Linked DNA regions of Homo sapiens: region 2 is linked to region 1. Evidence: chromatin loops called from intact Hi-C (ENCODE). Cell type or tissue: endothelial cell of umbilical vein. All regions are shown on one strand. Links, peaks and the distances in the headings refer to the core of each region. The heading gives the core; the rest is flanking DNA.

The links. Hi-C counts contacts between places; a loop is a spot of excess contacts. Peaks named below come from ENCODE experiments on the same cell type or tissue, not always from the same donor. Only the 100,000 strongest peaks of a DNase experiment are listed, where the experiment ranks them.
Region 2: it touches region 1 in a loop (2.5-fold over the local background); 2 of 110 quality-filtered maps call a loop at or near these places.

The regions. Positions count from the first base shown.
Region 1 is chr6:54,288,417-54,294,803 of GRCh38, reverse strand. No RefSeq gene overlaps it. Among named protein-coding and RNA genes, the nearest start is that of TINAG, 17 kb to the left of the region's middle. In endothelial cell of umbilical vein, for the core only: no CTCF peak of the experiment used is centred there; DNase peaks (open chromatin) are centred at 2,843 and 3,453; H3K27ac peaks cover 2,848 bases.
Region 2 is chr6:54,428,899-54,435,285 of GRCh38, reverse strand. No RefSeq gene overlaps it. Among named protein-coding and RNA genes, the nearest start is that of TINAG-AS1, 64 kb to the right of the region's middle. In endothelial cell of umbilical vein, for the core only: no CTCF peak of the experiment used is centred there; a DNase peak (open chromatin) is centred at 3,635; H3K27me3 peaks cover 426 bases.

The DNA.
Region 1 (6,387 bases), core at 859-5,858:
AATCAAATAAGATAAAAACATTGATAAATCCACCCAAAGGATGGCAACTTCAAAGGCTGAAAGAATATCAGCCCACAAAGATGAGAAAAAAGCATCACAAGAACTCTGGAAATTTAAAATGCCAAAATGTCTTCTTATCTCAAAACAAGTTCCCCAGAACTAATTCCCTAACAACGGTTCTTAACCAGGCCAAAATCATTGAAATGACAGAAATAGAATTCAGAATGTGGGTAAGAAGGAAGCTCAAGATTCAAGAGAAAGTCAAAACACAATCCAAGGATTCTAACCAATATAATAAAATGATATAGGAGCTGAAAGATGATGTGGCCATTTTAAAAAAGAACCAAACTGATCTGATAGAGCTGAAAAACTCACTTCAAGAATTTCAGAATATAATTGTGAGTATTAACAGTAGAATCAACCAAGCTGAGGAAGGAATCTCAGCACTTGAAGGCCAATTCTCCAAAATAACTGTCAGATAAAAATAATGAAAAAACAATAAAGAAGAACAAAACCTCCCAGAAATATGGGACTATGTAAAGAGACCAAATCTATGACTCATTGGCATCCCTGAAAGACGGGGAGATAAACTAGACAGCTTGGAAAACATATTTCAAGATTTCATTCATGAAAATTTCCCCAACCTTGCTAGACAGGCCAACATTCAAATTCAGGAAATGCAGAGAACCCCTGTGCAATACTACATAAGAAGACCATCTTCAAGACACATAGTCATCAGATTCTTCAAAGTTTAAATGAGAGAAAAAAGGCACCCAGGTAGAAGGGGCAGGTCACCTACAAAGGGAACCCCATCAGGCTAACAGTGGACCTTTCAGTAGTAACCTAAAAGCCAGAAGAGATTGTGGGCCTATATTCAGCATTCTTAAAGAAAAGAAGTCCCAACAAATAATGTCATATCCAGGCAAACAAAGCTTCTTAAACAAAGCAGAAATATTTCAGACAAGCAAATGCTAAGGAAATTTGTTACCTCCATACCTACCTTACAAGAAGTCTTGAAGGGAATGCTAAACATAGAAAGGAAAGACTATTACCAGCCACTACAAAAATACACTGAAATGCAGAGACCAGTGACACTATAAAGCAACCTCCCATACAAATCTGCATAATAACCAACTAACGACATAATAGGATCAAATCCACATATATTAACACTAACCTTCAATGTAAATGGGCTAAATGCCCCAATTAAAAATCACAGAGTGGCAAGATGAATAGAGAAACAAGACCCATGGGTATGCTGTCTTCAACAGTCTCTCTCATATACACTGACACCCATAGGCTGAAAGTGAAGGGATGGAGAAAAATCTACCAAGCAAATGGAGAACAGAAAAACAGCAGAGATTGTTACTTTAATTTCAGACAGAACAGACTTTAAACCAACAAAAATCAAAAAACATAAGGAAGGGCATTACATAATGGTAAAGGGCTCCATTCAATAAGAAGACCTAACTATCATAAATATGTATACACCTAACACAGGAGCACTCACATTCATAACACAAGTTCTTAGAGACCTATGAAGAGACTTAGATAAGTACACAATGACAGTGGGAAGACTTTAATACTCCACTGACTGTATTAGGTAGATGATTGAGGCAGAAAACTTAACAGATATCCATAACTTGAACTTGACACTTGACCAAATAGACCTAATAGATGTCTGCAGAACTCTACACCCCAAAACAACAGAATGTACATTCTTCTCATGTGCACATTGCAGATACTCTAAAATTGACCACACAATTGTACATAAAATAATCCTCAGCAAATTCAAAATCATAGGAACAGAAAACCAAATACCACATGTTCTCACTTACAAGTGGGAGCTAAACATTGAGTGCATAGGACACAAAGTAGGGAACAACAGATACCAGGGCCTGCTTGAGGGTGAAAGAAGGGAGGAGGATGAAGATCAAAAAACTACCCATCAGGGACTATGTTTATCACCTGGGTGATGAAATAATCTGTACACTAAACCCCAGTTACATGCAATTTACCTATACAACAAATCTGTACATGTACCCCCTGAAACTAAAATGAACGTTAAAAAAAAAGAAAATCAATGTAATTCACCACATTAACAGAATAAAGAACAAATGTGTAAATAAGATCAGACACTTTCTCAATGATCTCTACACAAGTGAAAGGGAACTCATGGCATGTGATAACAGCATCTATTGCCTTGTCACTTGTTTTAATGCGAGAATTTGAAGGGGCTTTCAGCCTATGGAATCATCACTAACTTGGGGGAATCATCCCATATTTATGTCATCAGCACACTCTCAATGCTTAAAAACCCTTTCATTTGCAAACTCATAATCTCACTCCAGCACTCCTAATCCAGTGTTTTTCATGCTGGCTGAAGATTAGAATCACCTGGAAGTAAAAATTATAAAAAATAAAAATTAAGCTCTTCTCTATATCTCATCTTAAGAATCTATGATTTCATTTGTATAGAACAAGATGAAATAAGTTGAAAAACAACTATTGCAGTTACTCAAAAATTTCATTTTTCCAGTCTCTTTTTCCTCATCTCTTCCCTATTAATTTCAATAGTACAGACACAGGGCCTTCCTGTATAATGTCATGATTTGTGATATGTCATTTGGATTTATTCTTATTGAAAAATGAGTTATCCCATACACTTGTACAACAGCTATTCATTTCCTCATCACTTTTAACTTATAAAAATTATCACTATTTTCCATCCCACCATGCCTTTTCTTCCTGGCACTTATTTTGTACTTATCAAGCACGGAGTCGTAGGAGGTGTTTCTTGAGTCATAGCTGCTCTCCATGTGTCAGTTTTAAGGTCATTTGCATTAAATTACCTTAACTACCCTGAAAGTAACACATGGAGAGCAGCTTCCTATGACTCAAGAAACCACAATGACTAAAATAACCTAACATTATTAGTAACCCATTTATTGGTGGTGAGCACTTTTAATTGTCATCTAATTTTACTCAAATAGTGAGACTTCATAAATTGAAAATACATAAATTGAAAAGCTTCCATACCAGATACATAATAGGCACTCAATATATATTAGTTTCCTCTCCAAATTATTTCCTGGATTTGCCCCTCCCTTTCCAATCATTCACCTTTGGATAATAAGAGCATTAAACAGATCTTGTGTAATCTTAAATTCTAATTCTCAGAGGGCTATTAATATTCAGCAATCATATTTCTTCCTTTTGTAGAATAAAAAAATCATTTGTATTCATGAGTAGGAATCCTCAGGGTATTCACATCCCATTTGCTCACAGAGATGATGATAACAACCCATTCAAAAATGTTGATGTTCAATCAGAACAGAATGAGGAAAATGAGATGAAACACACTACATGAGACGGATGCACCTGGGTTGAGGAAAGCATGATGGTCCAGACAAGGACAGGGCTCCTTGTTTCTCACCAGAAGCAGGCAACTTTGGGCATGTTATTACAGAGATGGTATGTCCTTTCCTACCCTCCATGAGGCAGGAACCATAGCTGACTGGGAAAGCTGACTCATTTTGAGCAGCTGCTCTAGTGAACACCAGAAGAGAGAAAGGAGAAGTGTTTCCACTCTCACAAGCAAATAAAGTGAGAATGAAGACTAATACATTTTCTAAAACGTTTCAGAGCCCCAAGGACCAAAAAAATAGGGATGGGGGGGCGGTGGAGATGTGTATTCCTTACATTACAGAGAGATATAAATAACATGTCTGAAATGATCTCATTTAAAACAGTGTGGTCAAGAAGAGAGAGTTTGGGATTTTGAATCCGAAAATTGAATGTGGGTTCTGGCATTAGCCTTATCTTTTGATGTACTCTTTTTAGAGGTTATTTATCTTTTTTTGACTCAGTTTATGGGTGAAATGATAATAAGTATACTGGTTGAGTATATTTTCTCACATTTAGGTTATTCGTATGAAGGACATCCACAGTTTAGACCACTAAATTAGGTTGAGCCAAACACAACGTACTTCCTTGTTTCTGCATCTCTTGCACCATGGTGCAAAACTCGTGCTGCTGAACTCAGAGTCTTAGTTTAGGCATCTAACAACTAACTGTTAAGCAGTAACACACACATTTATCTGAACAGGAATAGGCAACAGCTCAAGCACAATGCAAGCTGAATTCATTTTAGATTCTGTCATATTTTTATCCCCCCAAAACAACAGAATCTGCAGAATATGAAGTCTGGTTCAATCATATAAAATTTCCATTACCGAATACCTTTTACATCTTCTGTTTCTAAAGTAACAACATTCAGATTTGTACAATAGTGTACTAGTTTATTTTACATTTGTGTAACCAAAAAGCCCCTTTAGATTAACTTTTGAAAACAACTCTTAATTTGAGTTTGAGAGATCACTTCAAGGGAGACAGAAGCTAGGTGCAGATTTTTACTACTTGTTTGGCTTCTCTGCTCTTCTATGAGGTTGAAGTTGGCTCCTCTACTTTTCAAGCAGGGAACCCTGATGCCTCACAATCTCAGGAGGTGGGGGGGGAAAAGAAAGTGGCTTTATAATGTATGGTGATATTTAGGTTCACTTGCATAGTAAATGCAATTTTTAAAGCAAAGGGCAAAGCTTGCTGGAATTCCATTGCTTTCTTAAAAAGAAAAAATTCCCAGATCATTTTACATCTGAGTGTTTAGAATCATCCCTCACATGGCTTCACTTATGGATTATGATATTTCTAAAAAATTTTGTCTCTAGTCTAGATTGTGCTTAGAATTCTTCACCCATATTTTTAACTGCATACTGGACACGTCCACTTAAATATTTTTCAGTTATCTTAAATTCAACATTTCTAAAACTGAATTCACATTTTGCCCTTTCCACTCCCCTTCTTTTTTGTCCCCAAACACACACAGACACACACACACACACACACACACACACACGACATGCATACAAATTCCTTCTATGTTTCAGTATTTCTTGGAATAGGCTAACCTTATTCTGCGAGAACAAGTAACTCCAAAATCTCAAAAGCATAGTATATAAATTTTATTTCTAGCTCATACAAGGTCTTCTCTTGACTGAGCAACAATTCAAAGCAGCTGTGCTCCAGGGGGTTACTCAGGGTTCCCAGCCATTTTGATTCTGTGACTCTACAATCTGAACATACGGTCTCCCTGCTTCTTGCCAAAGAAGAAAAGGACTGAAGAATGGTATAGGAATTTCCATCACTTCATCCCAGAAGTAACACGTGTCACTTCCACTTCCACTGAGTGGTTTCTCCCAACTGCCATGGTGTTGCCAAGTATAGTTTTCCATGTGCCAGAAAGAAAGAATAGGAAACAAAAACTACATAGCATTGTATTTGGCCGAGTTTCCTATTTCAGATTCCCGGTTCAGAATCTGTGATTTTTATCCATCTTTCTTATCAATCCACATCCAATAAAATACCACTGATAAGTGGATACCATTATTCTGCTTTTTCTATGTCTCCTTAATTAGCCTACCTTTCTTCATTGCCACCTTCACTTAAATTCATACTCTCATTATGTCTCTTTTTGATGATTGCAACAACTTTTACCAGGTCTCCCTACTTTCCCTACAATCAATTATCGACACAGCAGCGATAGTGATCTTTTAAAAGTACAAACACGATCATATTGATTTATCTCCTTCTTAAAACCCTTCAGGAACTCCCCTTTGCTTTAAAAAAAATGTCAAAACCTGTAACTGTGATTTATAAGGCCTTTTATTCCCTGTTATGTGCTTCCTTCTCTGACTTCATCTACTGCAAATGCATACGTTGTAGTGAGTGGTGTGCTGTGCCACCCAGACTCCCATCCAAGTCAGGCCTACATTTCTCCAGCCACCGGATGTTGCTAGTGGCTGATGGCTCACAGCTGAAACCCTTTTCTGAGAAGTGCCATCAACCAAAAGAAACTCTCTCACCCATTATTACTCTATCCTGGACTTTTATCCAAGGCAAGTGGAGGATAAAAAGGACTTCCGCTCACCTCAGTTTGGGACAAATGTAAAAGGCCATCCCAGCTCCAGAACTCACTATAAGGGTTGCTGAGATCTCTATTGTAACTGTATCCCAGGCCAACTTCTCCCACTGTCCAACCCTGTCTTCTTTACTCCCTGATGAATGTTGTCCTTGGACAACTTCCAGATAACCTTCTCCACTGAAATCTCTGTCCTAGAGTCTGTTTCCTGGGGAACCCAAGAGGTGCCTTGCTGTCCGTGCTACAACCATTTGAAATACAGCACCCAAATCATGTTTGTGTGTTTGTTCCTGTCCAGACATTTGCATGCATGGTATCTGAGTCCTGGAAGTCCAATCCCACTTTCCTAACTTCATTTAGGTCATTCCTACTTATCCTTTAGGGCTGGGCTTAAACATCACATCCACAAA
Region 2 (6,387 bases), core at 590-5,589, 140 kb before region 1:
GAGGAATGCAAACCAGAAGTATAATGAGATATCATCTCACCCCGGTTAAAATGCTTATATCCAAAAGACAAGCAATAACAAATGCTGGCAAGGATGCGGAGAAAGTAAACACTTGTATACTGTTGGTGAGAATGTAAATTAGTACAAACACTATGGAGAACAGTTTGAAGGTTCCTTAAAAACCTATGAAAGAGCTACCATATGATCCAACAATCCCACTGCTGGGTATATACCCCAAAGCAAGGAAATCAGCATATTGAAGAGATATCTGCACTCACATGTTGAAGCACTGTTCACAATAGCTAAAATTGGGAAGAGACTTAAGTGTCCATCAACAGATAAATGGATAAAGAAAATGTAGTACATACAGACAATGGAGTACTATTAAGCCATTAAAAGAAATGCGATTCAGTCATTTTCAACAACGTAGAAGGAACTGGAGATCATTATGTTACATAAAATAAGCCAGGCACAGAAAGACAAACATCACATGTTCTCACTTATTTGGGGGACCTGAAAATCAAAACAATTTAACTCATGGATGTAGAGAGAAGAATGGTAACCAGAGTTGGGGAGGGTAGTTGTGGTTGGCTGGGAGGCAGGAATTGTTAATCGGTATGAAAACACAGAATAATAACACCTACTATTTGATAGCACAACAGGGTGACTTTAGTCAGTAATAGCTTAATCATACATAAAATAGCTAAAGTAATGTAATTGGATTGTTTGTAACACAAAGGATAAATGCTTGAGGGGATGGATAATCCATTCTCCATGTTGTGCTTATGTCACACTGCATGCCTGTATCAAAACATCTCATGTACCCCATAATTATATATACCTACTATGTACCCACACAAATTAAAAATTAAAAAAATTAAAAACAGACAGTGAGGAAATTTTTTAAAATACCAATAATTACTACACTGGGAAAGTAAGAAAAGATGTTTTATCTATGAAACACAAACAGGATGTTAATTTTTCAAAGGAGGGTATCCAAATCATAAGAACTAGGTTCTGGAAAATAAAAATATGAGAGAACAAGTTCAATAGGAGAAGTAGAGCAAATAAATAACAACAGAAATACAGGGATGAAAATAACAGAAAAAAGTAATATTATTACAAGATTAGAACACTCAATATGCATTAGTATTGCCAGAAATTATCAAATAAATAATTTAAACAGTTTTTCAGAACTGATGGATATGTTTCCAAAATGAATAGGGCCCACTGAGTGACCAGCACAGTGAAAAAAGACCCACTTTAATAGACATCATCACTAAAATTAACAGGACTAAACATAAATAGAACTGGAACACTTCCAGAGAGAGAGAAAAAAAGTGAGTTCACATTTAAAATACTTTACAACAGAAGAACACAATTTCTCAGCAACATCAGAAGCTTAAAGAAAATTGAACAAGGTATTCTTTATTTTCTGCATGAATTGCAAATTCTGAGAGTCATGTTAAAGATTCCCACTAGGATTTTCATGTTGCTAGTTTCTCTTTGTGTAGCTACCAGTTTTGCCTTGACTGTTTTGATCCTATTTTCTTTGTTATATAAAGTTTTATCTATCATTTCTTCATGGTTTGTTTTACCTTGGATTTTTCATTATATTATATATTCTTCTTATCCTTTTAAAATCATTGTATATTGAATTCAACTTTAATATTAGTCAGATCACCTCTATTCTGCAATTTAGTACATTTTTTAGAAGTTTTGCCACTTCATAATTTCCAATAGCCGGATTCTTTTATTTTAGAAATGTATTATGAATACTAAAAATATTTAAATATATTTGACCATATATTTCTCTGGCAATGTCAAAAACTGAAAAGTGTCCATGATAGTTCACATACTCCCCACCTCCCACCAAAAATTAATGAGAGCTTTAATTTTAAGTTTCATAATAAAGTGTTCCTATTGACTTATTAAAAAAAAAGAACCATGAAAATATTTCAGAAAGTGGGAAAAATATCTTATTATTGTTTTAGAATAATGATTCTGGAACTAATGAGTATACATTGTACATTTGAGAACTGTTTTCGGAGGGTGCGGCAATTCTTGCTAAGTAGTGATTGTAATAGTTAGAGGTGAGATGATAATTACTTGACCTAAGGCAGTTCGAGTGGGAATTGAGAGATGATTAATTGGATAATAGGCCAAAGAAGGTGGAGGTGGGAGGCTGCCTAAGATGATGTTGGGATTTCTATCTTGGTTAACTGCGGGATGATAATGGCATTAATTATCATAGAAAATGATAGCAAAAGATAATGTTGTTCATATGTTGATTTGAAGTGTCTCAGGAACCAGCACTTTGCCTTACAGATTCAAATAGAGGCTACTAAAGTAATGAATCGGTCTTAATGTAAAACTTTCCTCTAGTCCTCCCTTGACCTAGTACCTGGATTCAGTAACTAGACTTTTACCCAACTGATCCTGTTACTAAATACCCATTAGACTTTTCTCCAATTCTGAAGATTAAGATGCTTCCTTTATGCTTCCTTCTTCAGAGTTCATAGAAAATATGCTACCTATTAATCTCTGATATGGTCTGAGTGTTTTTGTGTCCCCCAAATTCATGTTGAATTCCTAACGTCTTAGGTGATAGGGTTAAACAACAAAAATATAGTGATAGTATTAATGTGAGAGTATTAAGAGGTGGGCCTTTTGGATGTGATCAGGGGGATCTGCCCTCAGGAATGGGATTATTGCCCTTATAAAGAAGCCTGAGAGAGCTTGTTTGCCACTTTCACCACATGAGGACACAGTGAAAAAATATCATCTGTGAACCAGGAAATGGGTTTTACCTAACAACAAATCTGCCAGTAACTTGGTCTTGGGCTTCTCAGCCTCTAGAACTGTGAAAAATAAATTTTTGTTGTTCAGAAGCTACCCAGTCTAGGATGTTTTCTTATAGCAGCTGAAATGGACTAAAAAATCTCCTAATCCTAACTCCTCATTTTTATGGATCTCTTGTTATCTCCTGACCAGTATCAGTTAAGATTCTTGGATGTAAGCAACAGAAGCCAACTTGAGCTAACATATGGTATTCAGTAACATGATAATAATAGGTACCATAAAGACTAAGTAGAAAAGCCAGAAAATCAGATTTAGGAAAGGGTCAGACCCCAACGGAGGCTGTGCAGTGAGAACCACATCCCAGAACCAATAAAGGGTTGATTAGAAACCAGTTTCTGTTCTGCTGCCATGATGCTGCAGAATACTGCAGCCACTGACACGGAGACTTGGAATCCCTGCTCCAGGGGGCTGATGCCAATATTGCTCTGTGAATATTATCTAACTGACTTGCATCTTTCCCTCCAGGTCCAAATGCCCTGAAAGGTGTGTGTTGTGGCTATGCCTAGGCCACATATTCTTGTCTTTGATGTCAGGTATGGGAATAAAGATGACTACCCTTCTTTCACTTCCTTAGTGAAAGGAGCACACTGTGTCCCACTAAATTATTCAACAAGTACTTTTTGAGTATATGCTGTGCACCAGTTCTAAGCACTGGGATACAGTCGTGATCAAAATAAACCCAAATCCCTGTCCTCATAGACTTGTAGGCTGACAATGAAAGGAAGTTTTTGGCATATTATTGCCTAAAGCTTGTTTTCCAATCTGCTATGAATTAGTGTTGGCAAAGATTCAAACTCCAAACAAATGACTGATTTCCTGAAATCTATGTTTCCTAAAAACTGGGGTCAGCTGCAGGGTTTGAGACACTATCTAATAATGTCCTAAAAGTTTGGAAAACCTAAAAAGCAGCCATTTCGTTCCTCAGCTTGTCACTTAAAACAAGTTTAGCCCCCTTGACTCCCAACTCAATGTTTCATGTCAATCCTATGCTTCTGTTTAACTTGTATGATATGATTACAGTTTGAACGGGCCAGAAGTATTTCTTTTGAATCTTTGACAATTTTTTAGTTCTTATTTTATATGTACAGGCAAATTCTCAAATATTCTACAAACGGATCCTTACCTATGTAGGCTCAAGTCTAGAGCTTCCTGTGGGAGAAACTCTCAGCCATCTCTCACTCAATCCTCCAAGTGGAAAGAAAAGTGCAGTTGGTGTGTTAATCACTTCAGAATATTCAGGGTCCTTTACACAGTTATAAGAGATGTGAACACTTAAATATTATGTGCAAGGGTTTCTAATCCCAGTCCCCTGCAACACAAAAAGAGGGAAGCTGAGGGGCTTGATGCTGAAATCCATAATTAGCAATGAAATATCCCACAAAAAATGATATAATGAAGGAGATTCAAGTATAGACTTAGTCATAGTAATAATACTTCAAATGTTTAAGGGATGAGCAGCCACTGGAGACTGGACTATGAGCCTAACCAGCATGGATACTATGATGGTTAATACTGAGTGTCAACTTGGTTGGATTGAAGGATGCAAAGTATTGATCCTGGGTGTGTCTGTGAGGGTGTTGCCAAAGGAGACTAACATTTGAGTCAGTGGACTGGGGAAAGCAGACCCACCCTTAATCTGGAGGGCACCAACTAATCAGCTGCCAGTGAATATAATGCAGGCAGAAAAACGTGAAAACGCAAGACTGCCCTAGCCTCCCAGCCTACATTTTTCTCCCATGCTGGATGCTTCCTGCCCTCAAACATCAGACTCCAATTTCTTCAGTTTTGAGACTCGAACTGGCTCTCCTTGCTCTTCAAGCTTGCGGACAGCCTGTTGTGGGACCTTGTGATCATGCCAGTTAATATTTAATAAACTCGCCTTTATGTGTGTGTATGTGTGTGTGTATATATATGTATATGTGTATATATATGTATATGTATATGTGTATATATATGTGTGTGTATATATGTGTGTGTGTATTATATATATATATATATAAAATATACACACACACACATATATATATATATACCCTATTAGTTCTGTCCCTCTAGGGAACCCTGACTGGTACAGAGACTTTGTCTATATGGGGAAAAGCATTCCAATTTTGAAGCAATTCAATTTACAAATGAATTTCTGGAAGGCAGTCTTTCACCATTCTTCTTTTCAAGACTGGTCTTACAAAAGTTCTTGCCCTTACAAAACAACCAAACCCTTCAAAAGGAGAAAATAAGTGTTTCCCAGGTCCAGATGTCAAAATAACAGCAAAGTCTCAAACTGTGACTAAACCTCGTCACAGAAGAAAATATCAGTCTCCTAGGAAACCTACATGAGCCAGAATTGTCATCACTCTTTAACTGCTGAAGATATTTATATACAGCTCACAAATTTTCACCTACAGTAAAATATTACTTTGAAAACCTTTATAAGCTACTAAAAAACAAGGTAAAATTTAAATACTGAGTGTATTTATCCATTAATTTATTAAACAATTAATTATGGAGAGCCAACTACAGGCTAGGAACTGTTCTGGCTGAGTGTACAGCACTAACGATACTGACCAAGCCTTTGCTTTCTAGAGCTAACAGTAAATGGAGAAAAAATAAAGCAGACTTCAAGAATGAGGAGGCATAAGTTAGGGGTGCCACATTAGATAAGGGGAAAAGAGAAGGTGTCTCAGAGATGACACTGGAGCAGAGACTTGTGAAATGAAGGAGGAAGCCAGGGGGCCAAACAGATGTCATAAAGGGATGGAGAGAGTAGGCCACATGAAAGCTCTGTAGCACTCACACCTTTGGTGCATGTGACGCTGATAGTTATTGAGATCCAACTGGTGTAGCTCTAGCACAGTGAGTGAGCAGGAGGAGGCAGACATCTCACCTGGGGACATAACAGGGCCAGAGCATTCAGGGCTGTATAGATACAGTAAGGACTTGGGATTCATTCTAAGTGAAATGGGAAGTATGTCAGTGGAGTTTCAACATCTAAGCAACAGAATCTGACTTTCTTTTAAAAGGCACCACTCTGATACCTCTGTGCAGAGATGTGAAAGATCTCCTAAGATGTGAGAATATTCCTGTAAAACAATGCTATGATTTGCTAGTTAGTTATCATGATTAATTAGTTAATTAATTTTGTTGATCTTCCCTTTTGCACATTTTTGGCATGAGGGATCGCAAAGCTTACATGATGTTCTGTTGATGCCAACAATAAGGTGAAGTGTCTTTTTTTTTCCAAACTGTCTTTGATGTAATTATTTTTTATTATCCCAAAATTCTGGTGCTTGAACTCTAGACCTGACCTGGTTTTAAATAAGTTAACAGGAAAAAATAACCACAAAATTCTGTGGTATGAATACAGTCCTTCTAAATACTAGATGTCTCTTATAAATCCTGATGCAACAAAGAGCATTTTTCTTTGCATTCAACTCTGAAAAAGCATCAGAAATACTGCTGACTTGTGATCTGAAAGGGAAAGAATAAAAGATCAACAGATAAAGAAGAGATACTTTCTAAAAGCTTCAG